2 separate regions of the Homo sapiens genome follow, and region 1 is linked to region 2. A link is a loop called in an ENCODE intact Hi-C map of the cell type or tissue named here. Cell type or tissue: CD4-positive, alpha-beta T cell. All regions are shown on one strand. Each heading gives the region's core, and the rest is flanking DNA. Links, peaks and the distances in the headings are about the cores only. Region 1 holds the start of ZNF492 (zinc finger protein 492). Region 2 holds the start of RPSA2 (ribosomal protein SA 2).

Evidence for each region. A loop is a pair of places that touch in the nucleus more often than their neighbours do. Peaks named below come from ENCODE experiments on the same cell type or tissue, not always from the same donor. Only the 100,000 strongest peaks of a DNase experiment are listed, where the experiment ranks them.
Region 1: it touches region 2 in a loop (6-fold over the local background); 2 of 110 quality-filtered maps call a loop at or near these places.

What each region holds. Positions count from the first base shown.
Region 1 is chr19:22,629,538-22,640,797 of GRCh38, forward strand. ZNF492 (zinc finger protein 492) reads left to right here and starts at 4,787. Exons shown (of 4, transcript NM_020855.3): 1 at 4,787-4,937. In CD4-positive, alpha-beta T cell, for the core only: no CTCF peak of the experiment used is centred there; a DNase peak (open chromatin) is centred at 4,684; H3K4me3 peaks cover 1,401 bases; H3K27me3 peaks cover 248 bases.
Region 2 is chr19:23,758,783-23,770,042 of GRCh38, forward strand. It overlaps RPSA2 (ribosomal protein SA 2), which reads left to right and starts at 4,222. Exons shown (of 4, transcript NM_001355283.3): 1 at 4,222-4,352. It overlaps ZNF681 (zinc finger protein 681), which reads right to left and starts at 109. Exons shown (of 4, transcript NM_138286.3): 1 at 1-109. RefSeq lists enhancers at 1-307, 3,302-3,942, 3,943-4,584, 4,483-4,932, 10,273-10,774. In CD4-positive, alpha-beta T cell, for the core only: no CTCF peak of the experiment used is centred there; DNase peaks (open chromatin) are centred at 4,149 and 4,759; H3K4me3 peaks cover 1,976 bases.

The DNA.
Region 1 (11,260 bases), core at 2,434-6,433, 1.1 Mb before region 2:
TCTATTAACCTACATTTGTTACTTAGGAATATATATATTTTATAGAATTGGGTGCGATGGCTCATGCCTGTAATCTCAGCACTTTGGAAGGCCGAGGCAGATGGATCACTTGAGGTCAGAAGTTTGTGATCAGCATGGGCAACATGATAAAACCCCATCTCGACTAAAAATACAAACATTAGCTGAGCGTGGTGGCACATGCCTTTAATCCCAGCTATTCAGGAGGCTGAGATGTGAGAATCACTTGAACCTAAGAGGCAGAGGTTGCCCTGAGCTGAGATGCACCACTGCAGTTCAGCCTGGGCAACAGAAAGAGACTCTGTCTAAAAAGAAGAAGAAGAAAACAAAAGGTTAGGAATATATATGTTTCTTATTCTGTGAAGTTTAAACGGATGCACTTGCTCAAAAAATGAATAAATTTTACTCCAAATTTTTGCATTCTTCAATGCATCTTGTCTACAATAATTATTACTGTCATGTCCTAGTGGTGATTTTCTATTTTGCATTATCTATCTACATTGATTAGTACTTGGAATTTTTTAAAGAAGTCTCTTTTCTCCTATGTTTTTTCTTTTTAAAATTATTATTATTTTTTTGAGACAGAGTCTCACTCTGTCGCCCAGGCTGGAGTGCAGTGGCGTGATTTTCAAGCAATTCTTCTATCTCAGCCTGACCTCCTGTTGGCCAGGCTGGTCTTGAACGCCTGACCTCAAGTGATCCACCTGCTTTGGCCTCCCAAAGTGCTGGGATTACAGGTGTGAGCCACCATGCCCGGCCATTTTGGGTAAAATTTAAAGGAGAAACAATGTATTTATGCAGACTCAAAGGATCTGCCTCCAAATATTTATAAATACCATTTTATCTTAATTTTTTATGACTGTTTAAAAAAATTATAACAGTACTGTGAGATATATAATGTACAGATGTAAAATTTATGAATAATATAAAGAATTAAAAAAGTAATTAAAACTCTCCAACAGCAAGTTCTTCACATTTTAGCTTTATTAAAATAGTACAGTGTTAACTTTAAGTAGATTGTAATATGTTAAAGATGTATATGGTAATCCCTGAAGAAACCACTAAATAATGTAAAGAGGTGTCACTTAAATGTTGATAAATGAATTAAATTAAATTTCAAAAAGTATTTGTACAAGGATGTTTATAGACCTTTTAGTCATAATAGCTTAAAGCAGAAAACAACCCAAATGTCCGTATCTTGGAAGATGAATAAACAAATTGTAACTCATTCATGCAAGAGAAGACTACTCAGCCACAGAAAGAAACAAACTACTGAAGCACACACCCTGGATGAATCTCATAAACCTGCTGAGACAATCTTGAAATAAAATAATACATATTGAATGATGTCAGGCAAAATGAACCAATGGTTTTAAAAAAAAAACACACCAACAAATAGCCTTCATTGACAATAAAATCATCTGGGAAAAAAAGCATGAGGAAATTATTTGAGAATAATAATAATATTCTATCATTCTATTCTAGATTCCATCAATAGAATAAAAAAATTCTATCCATTCTTAAAAAATACGAAGACTATATATGAGTATATTTACATGTCAAAAATTTTTAGGATTTGTGCCTTTCAATGTTTGTATATTTGACCTCACAACAAACAAAAGTGAAAAAAATAATGGAGGGTGGACAATGTGTTGACCAGAAATGACTGAAGTAGAGAGCTATAGGTGAAACAAGAATGAGACATGATTAATAGTTCTCGAGGCTTCATGGCAGGTCTATTGAATTTTTGTTGTTGTTGTTGTCATTGTTTTTCATATGTTTAAATTTTTATATAATAAAACACTTAAATAAAAACACAAAATTGATCCACAATGTTAACTCTTAAGATTATGGTTATTGTCTAAGAAGAAAAAAGAAAGTGATTGTTGGGGCATGAATGAGGTTAGTTTTATTTTATTTTATTTTATTTATTTTGAGATAGGGTCTTGCTCTGTCAGCCAGGCTAGAGTCCAGGGGTGCAATCTCGGCTTACTGCAACCTCCACGCACGCCAGGACTCAAGTAATTGTCCCACCTCAGCCTCTGCAGAGGCTGGGACCACAGGTTTGCACCACCATGCCTGGTTCTTTTTTGTTGTTTTTTTTTTGGAGGGAGAATCTCACCATGTTTCCCAGGCTGATCTCCAACTCCTGAGCTCAAGCAATCCACCCACATTGGCATCCCAAAGTGCTAGGATTACAGACACGAGCCACAGCACCCAACCTAGTTTCATTTTCTGATTACAGAAGTGTATTTCTTTTTAACAATGCATTCAGCTTTACATAAATGAATGCTTTGTGCATACATTTCTGTATAAATGTTATATATCAATAAAAAATTATATAGTACTTTTTTTGTTGTTGTTTGTTTTTTGGGTTTTTTTTTTTGTTTTTTTTTTGAGACAGAGTTTTGCTCTTGTTGCCCAGGCTGGAGTATAATGGCGTGATTTCAGCTCACCGCAACCTCCGCCTCCCATGTTCAAGCGATTCTCCTTGCCTCAGCCTCCCAAGTACCTGGGATTACAGGCATGCACCACCACGCCTGACTAATTTTGTATTTTTAGCGGAGACAGGGTTTCTCCATGTTAGTCAGGGTGGTCTCGAACTCCCGACTTCAGGTGATCTGCCTGCCTCGGCCTCCCAAAGTGCTGGGATTACAGGCATGAGCCATCGCGCCTGGCCCATAGTACATATTTGAACAAAATGCTAACTTAGTATCTCAGAATAATGGCAACATTTTTTTGTTTGTTTTATGGTGGAACACACACACTCAGGGCATAATTATACAGCTTCTAATATTCCAAAAAGAGTATTCAAGCCCTTTTTGTTTGTTTGTTTGAGACAGAATCTCGCTCTGCTCTGTCGCCCAGGCTGGAGTGCAGTGGCACGATCTTGGCTCACTGCAACCTCCACCTCCCGGGTTCAAGCGATTCTCCTGCCTCAGCTTCCCGAGCAGCTGGGACTACAGGCACGTGCCACCATGCCCGGCTAACTTTTTTTGTATTTTTAGTAGAGACGGGGGTTCATCGTGTTAGGCAGGATGGTCTCAATCTCCTGATCTCATGATCCGCCTGCCTTGGCCTCCCAAAGTGCTGGGATTACAGGCGTTAGGCACCGTGCCCAGCCAAGCCTTAACTCCTGAATGAGACCATACGTCTTTTTATTTTAGCCCCAATTCGGTACATGGCATGTTTTTAATTTTAGGGGAATGCAACCTTTATTCTAGAAAATTTTTCCCTCACAGTAACGATCACCAATGTCAGGGCACCTACATTGGCCAATGTCAGGGCCTTGTGTGCACTCAGTATATATACAACTGGGTTGGTTCAGGAACAAAACCAATAGCGACGTTGGTTGTGCATAGAACAATAATTTGGTAATATTGGTAAGACAAAGCCATGACTTAGCGGCAAACATTTTTTCATTCATTTGAGAAAAAATTTGCAACTAGTCACCTAAAAGTACTGGTTTACAGCACTGGCATTTGACCTTGGCTGCGCTCTGTCATCACCTAGAGATATTTACACTATTGCCCAGGTTCCATTGCAGGAATTCTGATTTAATTGGTATGTGGCAACTTGTGTTTGGGGGATTTTAAAAGACCTCCGAAGTGATTTTTACATGCAGACTCGGGTGAAAACAATTGGTTCAGGGTGAGGGATGTATTCACTGTGTGTGATTTCCAGGTGTGCTTCTGGAGCTTTGCCCCATGGCTGCTTCTGACTTTGAAATCTTCAACAGCAGCTCTGCCATTGTAAAAATCAAAATGCAGGCCAGGCAGGGTGGCTCACACCTATAATCTCAGCACTTTGGGAGGCCGAGGCGAGTGGATCACCTGAGGTTAGGAGTTTGAGACCAGCCTGGCAAACATGGCAAAACCCCATCTCTACTAAAAATTGAAAAATCAGCTGGGCATGGTGGTGCACGCCTGTATTCTCAGCTACTGGAGAGGCTGAGACACCAGAATCTCTTGAAGCCAGGAGGCTGAGGTTGCAGTGAGCCGAGATCACACCACTGCATTTCAGCGTGGGAAACAAAGTGAGACCATGTCTTAAAAAAAAAAAAAAATCAAAAGACAACTTCAAGATGTACTCAAATATTTTGCTAAATTGCAGCAGAATGAAATGTCTTCCGGCTGGGGTCGGTGGCTCACGCCTGTAATCCCAGCACTTTAGGAAGCTAAGGAGGATGGATCACCTGAGGTCAGGAGTTCAAGACCAGCCTGGGCAAGATGGCGAAACCCCGCTTCTACTAAAAATACAAAAAAATTAGCCGGGCGCGGTGGCAGGCGCCTGTAATCCCAGCTACTCGGGAGGCTGGGGCAGGAGAATCGCTTGAACCCGGGGGCGGAGGTCGCAGCGAGCTGAGATCGCGCCACTGCGCTCCAGCCTGGGCGACAGAGTGAGACTCTGTCTCACACACAAAAAAGCCTAAATTTAAAAATAATTATTCTATTCTTTTCATGTGTGAGCAGCCATATAGTATATTATTTACAAATATATGAGACCTTACACACAACGTTAAAGGCAAACACCTTCTGCGGTGTGCTTGGCTCAGCTCAGGCAGGAAGCCCTGCCTGAAAAGGCTGCACCTTCGGCTGTCACTCTGTCCTCATTCGGCCCAGCGTTTGGTTACATCTTCTGTCACTCAGGGCCTGAGGGCGGGGGGGGGGGGGGTCTTAAACGTTATCCATTCAGCGACGCTGGCCTGGGAACTGTCCAATCAGGCACGCAGCTGGAGCGGAAAGGGCGGCTTCCGGGATGTGGCGGGGTCTTTGTCTCTCGCTGCAGTCGGAGTATGGTCTAGTGTTCGCTGTTCTGCGTCCTCTGGTCCTAGAGGCCCATCCTCTGTGGCCCTGTGACCTGCAGGTATTGGGAGATCCACAGCTAAGACGCTAGGACCCCCTGGAAGCCTAGAAACGGTGAGAGTGCCGGGTCCGACATCCCGAGAGAGGGGAAGGGGCTGGTTGGAACCGGTGGCAAGAGGCTGTGGCGGGACTCAGGCCTCCCCGCAGTCGGCTCCACAATCTGCGCCCCAAGTTCGCCTTGCCCAGCCCAGCCTCAGTCCCCTTCAGCCATCAGATTGGCGGCTGCGCTGGCAGCCGGACCCCCGGGCGTCCTGTCTCTTCCCTGCGCAGTGACGGTGCCCTGGCCTGGAGCCCTCTCTGGGCAGCTCTGCACCCGCAGCGTCGTGTCTCTCCCAGATTGTGCAGGGACCACGGGAGGGTGGTCAGGGGAGAATCCTGACTCGGGGTGCGGGTTCACGAATGGGAAGAGCTTTGGTTTGGTTTATGGGGTTCCTAGTTCCTCTTTTCTTCTATTAAAAATTTATGGGAGTTATCGCGAAAATACTTAAAAATTTAAGCAAGGAGTGGTTCAAAAGTTATAGAGCACCCAGCTGTGGGTTGTAGTTTGTGGTCGGTCCATGGGAGGATCTTGAAGGAAAGATGCAGATGAAAATACCCAAATTCAATAATCGGTTAGGTATATTTACGTAGTTTCTTAATTTTCACCTTGAGCCTACAAATTTCCTGGTTGTGTAATCAGAGCTTACTTGGCAGTTTATCGTTAGTTAAGCCTGAATTTTGTTTCCCCCAATGTAGTAATTTCTAAAAAAAAAAAAATGCATTTGAGTTTGATTTTTTAAAATTAGGAATCCAAAGATTAGAGCCACCTCAGTCTATTTGCCGCCACATGGGGCTGATTTTCCCTGGCATTTTTCACATAGGTCCCAAGCAGGTTCTCAAGTCAACCCCCCACACCCCATTTCTCCAGCTTAACTCTGGCTTGCAGTAAAATACTGAATTTTCAGTTCCTTCTGAAAATCTCAAATGCCAACTTCTTTTCCCTAATTTACATTATTATTTGTCCTTTAGTGTACATTTTTCATACTGTATTTTAATTAATCATTTTTTGACAAAGCATTAGATGGCATATTTAAAAAGATATGTTTTCTGTTTGTAAATATTTCCCATGAGAAGAAAGCAAGGAATATCCCGATAGTGAATTGTAAAAAATCTCTGTGCCTCTTTTTCTTTTGTCTTCCCTAGGCATAAAGATCTTATGAGAATGTTTTAGTGTCAAGATGTTTTTATTTTGCAAACGTTATGGGGTGATTTGTGCTTAGCAACCCTGTCGTTTATTCTTGGTCCTGGCTTTCAGTACTGTCTCTGAATAAACCAAGATAACCGCTATGGCGATGTCTGCTAGAGTATCTAGTGAATATCAGCTCCTAAAGTCATTTTCTTTCGTAGGACAACCTGAGATATGGAGTGTAGCCTCTCAAGTGGATACCCTGGGGAAAAGATGAATCTCTTTTAACTTTTATTTTTGGTTCAGGGGTACACATGCAGGTTTGTTATACAGCTAAAATTGTGTCATGGGGGTTTGGTGTGCAGATTATTTTGTCACTGAGGTACTAAGCATAGCACCAAACAGGTACTTTTTCTGATCCTCTTTGTCCTCCCATTCTCCAACCTCAACTAGGCCTCACTGTCTGTTGTTCCCTCTTTGTGTTTACGTGTTCTTATTATTCAGCTCTTACTTAAATATTTTTTTTTTTTTGAGATGGAGTTTCGCTCTTGTTGCCCAGGCTGGAGTGCAATGGCGCGATCTCGGCTCACGGCAACCTCCGCCTCCCAGGTTCTAGTGATTCTCCTGCCTCACCCTCCCAAGTAGCTGGGATTACAGGCATGCGCCACCACTTCCAGCTAATTTTGTATTTTTAGTAGAGATGGGGTTTCTCCATGTTGGTCAGGCTGGTCTTGAACTCCCAACCTCAGGTGATCTGCCCGCCTCGGCCCAAAGTGTTGGGATTACAGGCATGAGCCACCGCGCCCAGCCTCAGCTATTACTTAGAAACAACATGCATTTGGTTTTCTGCTGCTACGTTAGTTTTCTAAGAATAGTGGTCTCCAGCTTCATCTATGTTGCTCTATGTTGCTTCAAAGGACATGATCTTCTGTGTGTGTGTGTGTGTGTGTGTGTGTGTGTTTGTGTGTGTGCGTGTGTGTATGTGTGTTTTAACGGCCACACAGTATTCCGTGATATTTATCTACCATATTTTATTTATTTATTTTTATTTTATTATTTTTTTTTTGAGATGGAGTTTTGCTCCTATTGCCCAGGCTGGAGGGCAATGGCACGATCTTGGCTCACTGCAACCTCTGCCTCCCGGTTCAAGCAATTCTCCTGCCTCAGCCTCCCAAGTAGCTGGGATTACAGGCATGCGCCACCACGCCCAGCTAATTTTTGTATTTTTAGTAGAGACGGGGTTTCACCATGTTGGCCAGGCTGGTCTTGAACTCCTGACCTCAAGTGATCTGCCTGCCTCGGCCTCCCAAAGTGCTGGGATTACAGGTGTGAGCCACCACACCCTGACCCCATGTTTTATTTTTAGTAAACCTTTTTTTTTTTTTTTTTGAGACGGAGTCTAGCTCTGTTGCCCAGGCTGAAGTGAAGTGGTGCAGTTTGACTCACTGCAATCTCTGCCTCCTGGGTTCAAGCAATTTTCTTGCCTCAGCCTCCCAAGTAGCTGGGATTACAGGCTCTTGCCACCACGCCCGGGTAATTTTTTGTGTTTTTATTTATTTATTTTTATTTTTTTAGTAGAGATGGGGTTTCACCATGTTGGTCAGGCTGGTCTCGAATTCCTGACCTTGTGATCTGCCTGTCTTGGTCTCCCAAAGTGCTGGGATTACAGGCGTGAGCCATTGCACCCGGCCTAAACCTTTTATTTTATTTTATTTTATTTTTGAAGACAGGGTCTCACTCTGTTGTCCAGACTGGAGTGCAGTGGCATGATCTCAGCTTACTGCAGCCTTAACCTCCCAGGCTCAAGCAATCCTCTTCTACTTTAGCCCCCCAAGTAGCTGGGACTACAGGCACACACCACCAGGCCTGGCTAATTTTTTTGGTATTTTTTGTAGAGACAGGGTCTTGACATGTTGCCCTGGGTGGCCTCAAACTTTTGAGCTCAGGCAATTTACCTGCCTCAGCCTCCCAAAATGCTGAGATTACAGGTGTGAGCCACCATGCCCAGCCATACCATATTTTCTTTATCCAGTATACAATTGATAAGCATTTAGGTTGATTCCATGTCTTTGCTTTCATGAATGACAGGGACTGCAATGAACATACGTATGTCTTTATAATAGAATAATTTATATTTTACTGGTTATATGCCCAATTATGAGGTTGCTGGGTCAAAAGGTAATTCTGTTTTTAGTTCTGTGAGGAATCGTCACACTACTTTTTATAGTGGTTGAATAATTTACACTCCCATGGGTAGTGTATAAGCATTCCTGTTTCTCTGTAACCTTGCCAGCATCTGTTATGTTTTGACTTTCTAATACTAGCCATTCTCACTGGATGAGATGATATTTCATTGTGGTTTTTCTTTGAATTTCCCTAATGATTAGTGATGAGCATTTTTTTTATGCTCGTTAACCACATGTATGTCTTCTTCGAAGAAAACACCCTTTTCATGTTTTTTGTCTACTTTTTAGGTCTTTTTTTTCCTGTAACTTGTTTAAGTTTCTTATAAATTATGGGTATTGGACCTTTGTCAAAAGCATAGTTTGCAAATATTTTCTTTTATTCTGTGTGTTTTTTGTTTACTGTATTGATGGTTTCCTTTGCTGTGAAGAAGCTTTTTAGCTTAATTAGCTTCAATTTGTCAATTACTGCTTTTGTTGCAATTGCTTTTGGTATCTTTATTTTAAAATTTTTGCCGGCTTCTATTTCTAGAATGGTAATTCCTAAGTTATCTCATGCATTTTTTAAAATAATTTGAAATTTTACATTTAAATCTGTAATTTATCTTGAGTTGATTTTTGTATGTGGTGTAATGAAAGGGTCCAGTTTCAATCTTCTACATAGTCCTAGCTAGTTATTCCAGTACCATTTATTAAATAGGGATTTCTTTCCAGATTCCTGTTGTTAGCTTTGCCAAAGCTAACAACCAGATGGTTGTAGGTGTGTTGTATTATGGGCTCTCTATTCTGTTGTATTGGTCTATGAGTTTGTTTTTGTACCAGTACCATGTTGCTTTGTTTACTGTAGCCCTGTAGTATAGTTTGAATTCAGGTAATGTAATGACTTCAGCTTTGTTCTTTTTGCTTATGATTGCCTTGGCTATTTGGGCCCTTTTTTGGTTCCATATAAATTTAAAAATTTTTTTGTTTTGTTTTTTAGCTCTGTTAAGAAATATTTTTGGTAGTTTGATAAAAATAGCATTAAATCTGTAATTTCTTTGGCAGGATGACTATTTTAATAATATTGATCTTTTTTTGTTTGTTTGTTTGTTTGAGATGGAGTCTTGCTCTGTCGCCCAAGCTGGAGTGCAGTGGTGCGATTTCGGCTCACTGCAACCTCTGCCTCCCGGGTTCAAGCAATTCTCTCCCTCAGCCTCCCGAGTAGCTGAGATTACAGATGCCTGCCACCACGCCTGGCTAATTTTTGTATTTTTAGTAGAGATGGGGTTTCACCGTGTTGGCCAGGCTGGTCTTCAACTCCTGACCTCGTGATCCACCTGCCTCAGCCTCCCAAAGTGCTGGGACTACAGGCGTGAGCCACTGCGCCTGGCCAATATTGATCTTCTTTATCCATGAGCACAAAATGGTTTTCCATTTGTTTGTGTCATCTCTGACTTCAAGCAGTGTTTTCACAGTGTTGTCATAAAGATCTTTCACCTCCCTGGTTAGCTGTATTTCTAGATATTTTATTCTCTTTGTAGTGATTGTGAAGGGGTTCTGTTTTTGATTTGGCTTTTGGCATGCATGTTTTTGATTTACAGGGATGCTACTAATTTTTGTACATTTATTTTGTATTCTGAAATTTTACTGAAGTTTTTTGTCAGTTTGAAAAGCTTTCCTAGGCCTGGCGCGGTGGCTCACACCTGTAATCCCAGCACTTTGGGAGGCCAAGGCGGGCAGATCATCTGAGGTCGGAAGTTCAAGACCAGCCTGACCAACATGGAGAAACCCCGTCTCTACTAAAAAAACAAAATTAGCCGGGCGTGGTGGCGCATACCTTTAATCCCAGCTACTCAGGAAGGCTGAGGCAGGAGAATTGCTTGAACCTGGGAGGCAGAGGTTGCAGTGAGCCAAGATCGCGCCACCGCACCCCAGCCTGGGCAATAAGAGCGAAACTTGGTCTCAAAAAAAAAAAAAAAAGAAAAGAAAAGAAAAGCTTTTCTGTGATGATTATAGGGTTTTTCAGATACAGCATTATGTCATCTGTAAAAAGAAATAAGTTTGACTTCCTTTCTTCCTGTTTGTATGCCTTTTTTTTTTTATCTTGCCTAATTGCTCTAGCCAGGACTTCCAATTTTATGTTGAATAGGAGTGTTGAGAGGAGGCATGCTTGTCTTGTGCCTGTTTTCAAAGAAAAATGATTCCAGGTTATGTATATTCAGTATGTTGGCTGTGGGTTTGTGATAGATAACTCATTATTTTGAAGTATGCACCTTCCATCCCTAGTTTGTTGAGACTTTTTAACATAAAAATGTTAAATTTTATTGAAAGCCTTTTCTGCATCTATTGACATACTTTTGTGCTTTCTGTCTTCAGTTCTTATTATGTGATGAATCACATTTATTAATTCATGTGTGATTTTTTTTTTTCTTTGAGATGGAGTCTCACTCTCTTGCCTAGGCTGGAGTGCAGTGGCGCGATCTCAGCTCACTGCAACGTCTGCCTCCCGGGTTCAAGCAATTCTCCTGCCTTAGCCTCCCAAGCAGCTGAATTACAGGTGCTTGCTACCACGCTCGGCTAATTTTTGTATTTTTAGTAGAGACAGGGTTTCACCATGTTGGCCAGGCTGGTCTCGAACTCCTGACCTTGGGTGATCTGCCTGCTTTGGCTTCCCAAAGTGCTGGGATTACAGGCGTGAGCCACCACGCCCCACCTCATATATGTTGAATTAGCCTTGCATCCCCAAAATAAACTCTACTTGATTATAGTTGGTTAGGTTTTTGATGTCCTGCTCAATTTGGTTTGCCAATATTTTGTTGAGAATTTTTGCATCAATGTTCATCAAGAATATTGGTCTAAAGTTTTCTTCTTTTGTTTTATCTCTGTCAGGTTTTGGTATCAGAATGGTGCTGTTTTTAGTTTTTTGGAATAGTTTCAGTAGAAGTGGTACCAGCTGTCCTTTGTCCATCTACTAGAATTCAGCTGTGAATCTATCTGGTCCTAGCCTATTTTGGTTGGTAGGCTATTTATTACTAATTCAGTTTTCAAGC
Region 2 (11,260 bases), core at 2,344-6,343:
ATGGATCGCCAATACCTGCAGGTCAGAGGGCCATAGAGGCTGGGCCTCTAGAAGAAGAGGACACAGAGCAGTGAAGACGAGACCCGGAGCTCGGGCTGAAGGGAGAGACAAAGGCCCCGCCAATCCCGGAAGCCGCCCTGTCTGCTCCAGCTGCATGCCTGATTGGACAGTTCCCAGCCCAGCGTCCCTGACTGGATAATGATTAAAACCCCACCCCTCAGGTCCTGAGTGACAGAAGATGTGATCAGATGCTCTGCTGAATGAAGACTAACAACGTAAGTTGCAGCGTTTTCAGACAGGGCTCCCTCCCTGAGCTAAGCCAGGCCCACCCAACAGGGTATTTGCCTTTAACCTTCTGTGTAAGGTCACATGCATTTCAAATAATATACTAGATAGCTATTCAAAAATAAAAATATATATAATAACAATTATTTTAATATTTCATCTTTTATGACCGTCCTGGTTTCTGGCAGCCATAGTCCCTACCCCGACAGCCCCCAGCCCAGATGGCATTCAAATCTTCCTGGATGGGCTTGATGCCCGTCACTCACGCGCTCTTTAGCACTGCGTTGTGTTGGTTACTCAGGCCTGGGAGAGGTGGTGGGGATTGTAGATCCAGGGTAGGAGCCACCTTACACCCAGAGTTCACCTGGCCACATGCCAGCAAGGAAGCCCATGAAGCACAGCCCTAGACACTGAGCCTCGGCACCTCCAGCTGCACTTTCTATTTATATATCAGGTTTTTTTTTTTTTTTTTTTGAGACGGAGTCTCGCTCTGTTGCCCAGGATGGAGTGCAGTGGCACAATCTCAGATCACAACAACCTCTGCCTCCTGGGTTCAAGTGATTCTCTTGCCTCAGCCTCCCGAGGAGCTGGGACTACAGGTGCGTGCCACCATGCCCGGCTAATTTTTGCATTTTTAGTAGAGACGGGGTTTCACTATGTTGGCCAGGCTGGTCTTGAACTCCTGACCTCGTGATTGGCCCGCCTCAGCCTCCCAAAGTGCTGGGGTTACAGGTGTGAGCCACCGCGCCCGGCCTATATATCAGGTTTTTAAAACCATAAATAAACAGACACAAAAGCAGCCACTTTGATTGAGGAGAAAGTGGGAGCCTAAAGCAGCTGACCCTCAAACAGCTTTGCCAAGCCTCAGGCCAGGCCAGGCCATCTCAACACTCCAAGGCTACATGATAGTTACAGAGGACGACAGTTCCCATAGGTACTTGTCAAGCACTGTGCTAGCTTCTCAGTCACAGAGTCTCAGAATTTCTCCTTGCCAATACCCTGTGAGGGGAGGCCCTAACTCACTAGAGCACAGGAGGTTCCTAAGCTCTTCCCAGGAAATGGTTAACAAAGTGTGGAGCTGGGGGAAAACCCAGTCAGAACAAATGACTTCCCAGGGTCTCCCTTGACTCCATCCCTATCTCCACATGGGGCCAGGAGGTGAAGCGAGCCCCCTAACCCCCTCCATTCCACTCTCTCCTCAAAGTGGCTGTTTTTGTGTTTTCTTATTTATGGGATTTCAAAAGCCTGATTTTTAATTTTGAGTAGTTTCAGGCTTGTATGGGTGTATTTGTATAGGCTTTATTAGAAGGAAGAGGGCTTAAGACAATAACATTTTTAAAATGTCTCAGTGGGGAATAGACTTCCATGTCATGAACGATGATGTTGACCTCCTTCTGCTGTCTTTGTGCAAAGTATAAATAGTGTGAGAATTGGCATGTGCTGGGTTGTGGTTTCAGTGTGGGAGGGCAGTTCCTTAAGATGGAAACCAAATCTCACCGAGCTGTAGCAGCCACACTCACCTTTTATCACATTCCCCACCATAGTCTTTCACTTTTCTTCTGTGCTTAAATTTCTTTCAACATATATATATATATATATATATTTTTTTTTTTTTAAGACAGAGTCTTGCTGTGTTGCCCAGGCTGGAGTGCAATGGTGCAGTCTCGGCTCACTGCAACCTCTGCCTCCCAGGTTCAAGCAATCCTCCTGCCTCAGCCTCCTGAATAATTGGGATTACAGATGCGTGCCACCACACTGGGCTAATTTTTGTATGTTTAGCAGAGTTGGGGTTTTACCATTTTGGGCAGGCTGGTCTCGAACTCCTGACCTCAGGTGATCTGCCCACCTCGGCCTCCCAAAATGCAGGGATTACAGGTGTAAGCTACCATGCCTGGCAAACATACATATTATTTTGATTATATATATAGGGTGTATAAATATATGTGTGTATATATATATACACATATATATAGGGTATATATGTGTATATATATATATGTTTGTGTGTGTGTATATATATATGTGTGTGTGTGTGTACACATAGAGGTCTCACTCTGTCATCCAGGCTGAAGTGTAGTGGCTGAATGATGGGTCACTGCAGCCTCAACCTCCAGTGATCCTTCTACCTCAGCCTCTTGAGTAGGTGAGACTATAGGCAGGCAACTCCACACAAGGCCAATTTTCTAAATTTTTGTAGAGACTGAGTCTCACTACATTGCCCAGACTGGTCTTGAACCCCTGGGCTTAAGCAATCATTCCACCATGGCTTTCCAAAGTGTTTGGATTACAGGTGTTAGCCATCAAACCCAGCCAACAATATTTTTTAAAGAACTGTTACAACCAAATTATGAGCTATGGTTGTGCCACTGCATTCCAGCCAGAGCACCAGAGTGAGACCTTGTCTCCAAAAACAAAACAAAACAGAAACACTTATGACCAAATTAAAATTCTAAGGTTGTGTCCTCTGTGTCCCCTTCTTGCCCTGTAAACTATCACTGTTAAATATAATGCGTATTGAGAAAACTGTTAGATATTATTAAGAAATTCCTATATATCTTCTAAGTGAGATAAGGTATTCTAATGTGACCCAATATTTCCTCACCCCTACCTCCAGGGTCTAAACTAGCAAATCAAATCAGGACATCCACAAAGGACAGTTGGCCATGTTCAATTAGAAAATTAAATATCCCCGTTAGTGAGAGTAATCCAGTGATTTTAAAAAAGAGAAGTCAAACTGAAATGCAGCGTAGTCACGGCACAATTACCCTGGAATAGCCACTTCACATGGAATGACTGAGGAGCCTTTCTAAGATGAACAAATTTGGGTAACGTAATTCTTTCTTTCTTTCTTTCTTTTTTTTTTTTTTTGAGATGGAGTCTTGCTCTATCGCCCAGGCTGGAGTGCAGTGGCATAATTTGGGCTCACTGCAACCTCTGCCTCCCGGGTGCAAGCAGTTCTCCTGCCTCAGCCTCCTGAGTAGCTGGGATTATAGGCGTGCGCCACCACGCCCGGTTAATTTTTGTATTTTTAGTAGAGACGGGGTTTCACCATGTTGGTCAGGCTGGTCTCGAACTCCTGACCTCGTGATCAGCCCACCTCAGCCTCCCAAAGTGCCGGGATTACAGGCGTGAGCCACCGTGCCCGGCCCGGTAACATAATTCTTTCTAAACCATTCTCAGCCTGGGCTGCCTCCCACCCCCGCCTTATTTCTAATGGCCATCCCACGATGTGGTCAGCAGTGTGGTACGGCATGGTGAGAGAGGCGCTCAGGGATGGGATGAAGGTCTTTCCCGCATTATGAAAATGATTAAAAAATGTCCAAATGGGCAGGGCGCGGTGGCTCATGCCCGTAATCCCAGCACTTTGGGAGGCTGAGGCGGGCGGAACACCTGGGATCTGGAGTTCGAGAGCAGCCTGGCCAACATGGTGAAACCTCATCTCTACTAAAAATACAAAAAGTACCAGGGCGTGGTGGCATGCGCCTGTAATCCCAGCTACTCGGGAGGCTGAGGCAAGAAAATCATTTGAACCTGGGAGGAGGAGGTTGCAGTGAGCCAAGATCGCACCACTGCACTTGAGCCAGGGCAATGAGGCGGAAACTCGGTCTCAAAAAAAAAAAAAAAAGTCCAAATGTTCTTTCTTACCCTTAAGTAGCAAATAAGATGCATTATACAAGACCCAGGTAAGGAAAAGAGCAAGTGCATTTCATGTCTCAGCTTACTTCTTAATTAGCTGTAATTCCCTGTGCATGTTACCTTACCTTTACTGTCCGTAAAATGCCCTACTGCCGAGCGGGGCGGGTGGTGGTATGGAGAGAATGCTGTTGCTTTATCCAATCAGTGGCGCTGGCGCGGGAACCGCCCAATCAGGGGCGCAGCCGGAGAGGAGGGCGTGGCTTCCGACATTCCGCGGGGTCTTTACCTCTTGCTCCCGCCAGAGTTTGGGATCGGTCTCTTCTGTTCCGCGTCCTCCACCTCGGTAGCCCCTGGTGACTCTGTTACAGCCTCTGTTGACCTATGATCTGCAGGGAGACGCACAGCCAGGACATCCTGGAACCTGGGAAAGGGTGAGTGTGCGGGGTTGGGCAACCCGAGAAGGGAGACCAGGCTGTGAAACCAGCAGAACCGGCCTCTCCACAGTCCGCTCCCAGGTCGCCGACCTGAGTCCCCGCTGGCGCAGCTCCGTCCCAGGCCCCTCTGGCCGCAAGATGGCGGCTGGGCCCACAGCCGGGACCCCAGCGTCCAGCCCCGTCCGTGCGGGGCCATGTCTGGAGCCCCCTGAGCAAGCTCTTCACGCAGCCTCGAGTATTTCCCAGGTTGTTCAGGGATGCCAGGCGGGTCATAAGAGCAGAATCCCGACCCGGTGTTTGCGTGGGAAGAACTGCAGCCTATGGGGCTCCCAGTGTCTTTTGTTAAACATTTTGTTTGAGACGGAGTCTTGCTCTGTCGCCCAGGCTGAAGTGCAGTGCGTGTTCACGGCAACCTCCGCCTCTCAGGCTCTGGTGATTCTCGTGCCTCCGCCTCCCGAGAAGCTGGGATTACAGACCTGCGCCACCCCGCCTGGCTAATTTTTGTATTTCTAGTAGAGAAGTGGTTTCGCCATGGCGGAAGGTGGTCTGGAACTCCTGGCCTCAAGTGATCCGCCAGCCTTGGCCCCCCAAAGTGCTAAGATTAGGAGGAGCATGAGGCACTGCGCCAAGCCTCTTCTCTTAAAAATTAAAGGGAGTCAGGGTTAAAACCTTAAAGAGGTTATTTGAGCCGTGATTGGTGAAATGGAAAGCACCCCAGCCATAGTATGTGGCCCACCTGAGAGACATAAAGCAAAGGGTTTTATAAAGGGCGTGTGAGAAGGCAAACCAAATGCAAGAATTGGTTAGTTATGTAGTCACCTTATTTGTATGATACAGGTGGAAATTTCCTGGTTATGTAATCAGAGGTTAATTGCAGGTTTATGATTGGTTAATAAAATTCAATTATGATTGAATTTTGTTTCCGCCTAAAATAGTAATCTATAAGATATAAACTCGAGTTAGGTTTTACATTTTTTACTTATGAACACAGGGCACTAGGGCCACTTCAGTCTAATTTCCTGCTTTTTAATTACTTTAACACTCCACAGGAGGAGGACTGGTTTTCCTCTGTGACTTCCTAATGTATGGCAAGCAGGACTTCTTCTAATCCACTACCCTCTTCCCCTAGCTTAACTAAGGCTTGCAGTAAAATTATAAATTTCCACTTTCTTTCCTACATTCTCAAATGTAGGAAATGAGGACAAACAACTTCCTCTCTCCAATTTACAACACTATCAACTATTTGTCCTTTATTGTGCATTTCAGACACAGTGTTTTAATTGTTAATCATGTTTTTACACTGCAGTGGATGGCAGGTTTTTAAAGATTTGTTTTCTGTTTGTAAACACTTTTTTATTGGAGACAGAGTTTCATTCTTGTTGCCCATGCTGGAGTGCAATGGCATGATCTCAGCTCACTGAAGCCTCTGCCTCCCAGGTTCAAGTGATTCTCCTGCCTCAGCCTCCCAAGTAGCTGGGATTATAGGCTGCCACCACTGTGCCCTGCTAATTTTTATATTTTGAGTAGAGAGTGGGTTTTGTCTTGTTGGCCAGGCTGGTCTTGAACTCCTGACCTCAGATGATTTATCTGCCTCAGCCTCCCAAGTCTGTAAACATTTTATGTGAGAAAAAAAGTAGAAAATAATCCTCTGGAACTCCACTTTAAAAAAAAAAAAAAGTCTGCGCCTCTCCTTCTTTTATCTTCCCTAGGCACACACACCCTACTAGTACGTCTTTGGGTTGAAGTTTTGCTTTGGAGAAATTACAGGGCCTTTACAGCAGCCCTTTAGTCTATTCTTGGTAATGAGTTTCAGAACTGTCTGGGGTAACTCAACATACCCACAGTGGCCATATATCTTGGAGTGTCTAATGAGTATCATCCCCTGAGTCGTCTCTTAGAGGACAGTCTGAGGAGTAAGAGTGTAGCCTCTCAGAAGAGCAACTGGATGGCCTAGGCCTGTGGAAAATTTCCTTGTATACTATTTGTCTAAAAAGCTAACCTCTTAGAAAATTAAAATTATTTTTTCACAAAGGAATGCTTCTACACTGTTGGTGGGAGTGTAAATTAGTTCAACCATTATGGAAGACATGGTGGGAACTCCCTGAAGACCTCAAGACAGGAATACCATTTGACCCAGCAATCCATTATTGGGTATTTACCCAAAGCAATATGAATTATTCTATTATAAAGGCACATGCATGCGTATGTGCACCGCAGCACACTTCACGATAGCAAAGACATGGAATCAACCTAAATGCCTATCAGTGATAGACTGGATAAAGAAAATGTACATATAAAACATGGAGTACTGTGCATCTATAAAAAAAAAATGAGATTATGTCCATTGCAGGAATGTGGATGGAACTGTAAGCCATTATTCTTAGCAAACTAACACAGGAATAGAAAACTAAATACCACATGTTCTCATTATAAGTGGGAGTTAAATAATGGGAACACATAGACCCGTAGAGGGGAACAACACATACTAGAGCCTATTGGAGGAGGGAGAGGATCAGGAAAAATAACTTATGGGTAGTAGGCTTAATACCTGGGCGATGAAGTAATCTGCACAACAAACCCCCATGACACAAATTTACCTATGTAAAAAATTTGCAATGTACCCTTGAACTTAAAAGTTAAAAAAATAATTTGTTAGCTTTTCCAATAATTCCCTGATAGCGTTTTGATTTTATGTGTGTATGACACCTATTATGTATCAGAAATTTGGATTACACAGATGAACAGGGTTCAACATACCTGCCGTGTAGGAGTTTATAGTTCATTAGCATGGATAGGTGTGTAAAAAATTAATTTATTCTGGAGAATAATACTTGTACATAAAAAGACATAAGGTATTGAGCTGTAAGGTAATAGTGATCAATTCTGCCACTAACATAGCAGTGGGAATATCAAGGAGGGCTTTATAGAAGAGGTGACATTTGAGTGGGTGTCATTGTTTAATAGAACTTTTTGTATTAATGTTGCTGGTGCGGATATTTCATTTCCTTTTTTTTTTTTTTTTTTTTTTTTTTTGAGATGGAGTCTCACTCTCTTTCCCAGGCTAGAGTGCAGTGGTGCAGTCTCGGCTCACTACAACCTCCACTTCCCAGGTTCGAGTGATTCTCCCACCGCAGCCTCCCGAGTAGCTGGGATTATAGGCATGAGCCACTGTGCCCAGCCTCAGAGTGTACCCTTTAAAAAATTATTTTAAAAAAATTTTACCTCTTGACTCTGAAATATATTGAGAGGTCTTCCCCCAATGAGATAAAAATGAACAAGTGTGTAAACAGTTAAGAAGTTTTTTCTCAAGCTAATTTTTTTTTTTTTTTTTTGAGACAGAGTCTTGCTCTGTCACCCAGGCTGGAGGGCAGTGGCGCGATCTCCCCGGCTCACTGCAAGCTCCGCCTCCCGGGTTCACGCCATTCTCCTGCCTCAGCCTTCCGAGTAGCTGGGACTACAGGCGCCCACCACCTTGCCCGGCTAATTTTTTGTATATTTAGTAGAGACAGGGTTTCACCGTGTTAGCCAGGATGGTCTTGATCTCCTGACCTCGTGATCCGCCCGCCTCGGCCTCCCAAAGTGCTGGGATTACAGGCCTGAGCCACCGTGCCGGGCCAAATGTTTTTTTTTTTTTTTTTGAGACGGAGTTTCGCTCTTGTTACCCAGGCTGGAGTGCAGTGTCGTTATCTTGGCTCACTACAATCTTCACCTCCTGGGTTCAACCAATTCTCCTACCTCAGCGTCCTGAGTAGCTGGGATTACAAGCGCCTGCTATCAAGGCCGGCTAATTTTTTGAATTTTTGTTTGTTTGCTTGTTTGTTTTGTGTTTTTGGGAGACAGAGTCTTGCTCTGTCATCCAGGCTGGAGTGCGGTGGCATGATCTCGGCTCACTGAAACCTCTGCCTCCCGGTTTCAAACCATTCTCCTGCCTCAGCCTCCTGAGTAGACAGGTGCGTGCCACCACGCCCAGCTAATTGTATTTTTAGTAGAGACGGGGTTTCGCCATGTTGCCCAGGCTGTTCTCGAACTCCTGACCTCAGATTATCCACCTGCCTCGCCCTCCCAAAGATTTGGGGTTACAGGCGTGAACCACGGTGCCCGGCCTAATTTTTTGTATTTTTAGTACATACGGGGTTTCATTATGTTTGCCAGGCTGGTCTCTAACTCATGACCTCAGGTGGTCCATCTGCCTGGGGCTCTCAAAGTGCAGGGATTACAGGTGTGAGCCACCACGCCTGGCCTCTCAACCTGATTTTTATTTTTAGTAGACACATTGGTGATGAGACAATCAAATGTTCGCATTGATGAGAAAAGGCAGAAATGATTTTTGTTCTCTGGATTCTTGAAATAAAATTTTTTCCAAAGGACAAGAAGATCCCATCCCAGTAAGGCAATGCAAGAACCTGCAAGCAAAATGTACCTGAGACTCACAGTGGGGTACAAAGTGTCTCCTGGGAAGGTGGTCACTGAGTAATTTAATAGGCAGGATGGGGATGACAGAATATTTTGAGTGATATTATGGTCTGACTTGACAGTGGAGTCAGACATGTTTGTGTCCCAATCAGCACTGCCACTTCCTGAGTTTGTCACCTTGGAAAGATTTTTTCACTTATTTCAATTTCAGTTTTTTTTTTTTTTTTTTTTTTTGAGACAGAGTCTAGCTCTGTCGCCCAGGCTGGAGTGCAGTGGTACAATCTTGGCTCACCACAACCTCCGCCTCCCGGGTTCAAGCTGTTCTCCTGCCTCAGCCTCCTGAGTAGCTGGGATTACAGGCGCCCACCAGCATGCCCAGCTAATTTTTCTATTTTTAGTAGAGACGGGGTTTCACTGTGTTGGCCAGGCTGGTCTGGAACTCCTGACCTTATGATCTGCCCACCTCAGCTTCCCAAAGTGCTGGGATTACAAGCGTGAGCCACCACGCCCGGCCCAATTTCAGTTTTTTAATAACTGTAAATTACATTTCATCAGAAGAGCTTAAAAGATGTTTAAAAAGTCAACGACTATGAAAGGTATATTTCAGAAAAATCTAGTGATATGTTTTATTTGTTAAATTTATGTTTTTTTCTGGTTGTGTAATTTTAAATAGAACCCCAGGGGTTTGCTTTGAGAATGCTACCAGAGAAGAGAAATAGGAAAAATCTTTTTTCCATTATGGCTATACAAAGTGAATACATTTCCACAAGCAAATATGATAGATTAATTGGTGCATTGTATATATTTCTCAAACCATCAGCTCCTCTTTTTTTCAAAGTCTAGAATTTGTAATGGTGGATATCTCTGTTCTGTATTCTGTTGTCTAGATATCCAAGTTTAATGCAAAATTTTATGACATGGAACTTGACACTTTCTAGAAATGTTCACATATGGTTGTTTATTAAATTATCTCTCATGGAAATATTTAAATGACATGTTTATTGTCTGAAAAGGACAGATATTTAAGCTTTTTTTTTTTTTTTTTCTTTTTTTTTGAGAAAGAGTCTCGTTCTTTTGCCCAGGCTGGAGTGCAGTGGTACAATCTTGGCTCACTACAACCTTCACCTCGCAGGTTCAAGCGATTCTCCTGCCTCAGCCTCCCTAGTAGCTGGGATTACAGGTACACACCACCAGGCCCATCTAATTTTTCTATATTTAGTAGAGACAGGGTTTCACCATGTTGGCCAGGCTGTTCTCAAACTCCTGACCTCAGCCAATCCGCCCGCCTCAACCTCTTAAAGTGATGGGATTACAGGTGTGAGCCATTGTGCTTGGCCCCCTTTAACTATTTTATGTGACTCTTCTCTCTTACCTGAACGTTGCCCAAAAAGAGATTGTGACATATATTTGGGCCCAGCACCAAGGTGATGTAACTCTCCTCTTCAGCCGGGCCTTGCCCACAGAAGAGAGAATGACTTATTCCTGAGTTTAGCATACAGGTGATTTGATTCTTCTGCTGACTCCCAGAAGTCACTGTAACATATATCTGGGTCCATCGCTGAGACTGTGTGACTCTCTTCTCCCTGGGACCTGTCCACAGTGGGGATTGTGACGTATTGCTTGGCCAAGCACCTACGTGATATGACTCTTTTCTTAGGCCTGGGCCCTACCCACTGGAGTGATTTTGACACATTGCTGGGCCTAGCTCAAAGGTTATATGTGACTTCACACTTCTTCCTGGGCCCTACCCATGAGGGGCACTGTGTCTTAACTCTGAGACACTTAATTAGGTGATGTGACTCTCTTTTTTCGAGATGGAGTCTGGCTCTGTCACCCAGGCTGGAGTGCAGTGGCAAAATCTTGGCTCACTGCAACCTCCACCTCCTGGGTTCAAGTGATTCAACTGCCTCAGCCTCATGAGTAGCTGGGATTATAGGCATGCACCGCCACAGTCAGCTACTTTTTGTATTTTTAGTAGAGATGAGGTTTCACCATGTTGGCCAGGCTGGTCTCAAATTCCTGACCTCAAGTGATCCACCTGCCTTGACCTCCCAAAGTGCTGGGATTACAGGCGTGAGCCACGATGCCCGGCCGATGTGTCTCTTTTGTTTGGACCCTCTTCTTGGGATATTGTGACATATTGCTGGGCCCAAAATCTAGGTGATGTGACTCTACTCTTTGGTCTCTGCCCAAAAAGGGATTGTGGCATATCACTGGGTCAAGAACCTAGATGAGGTGACTCTCCTCTCCAGTCTGGGACCTGCACACATTGTGTGTTGAGACATATCACTGGGTCTAACACCTAGGTAATGCAACTCTCCTGCAAGGGCCCCGCCCACAGAAGTATTATGAAATATCTTTATATTAATCACCTAGGTGATGTGACACTCCTCTTCTGCCTGGGAACTGCAAAAAAAGTATTATTACATATCACTGGGCCCAGCACCTAGGTGATGTGACTCTTTGCTCATGCATGTGCTCTGCGAACTGGG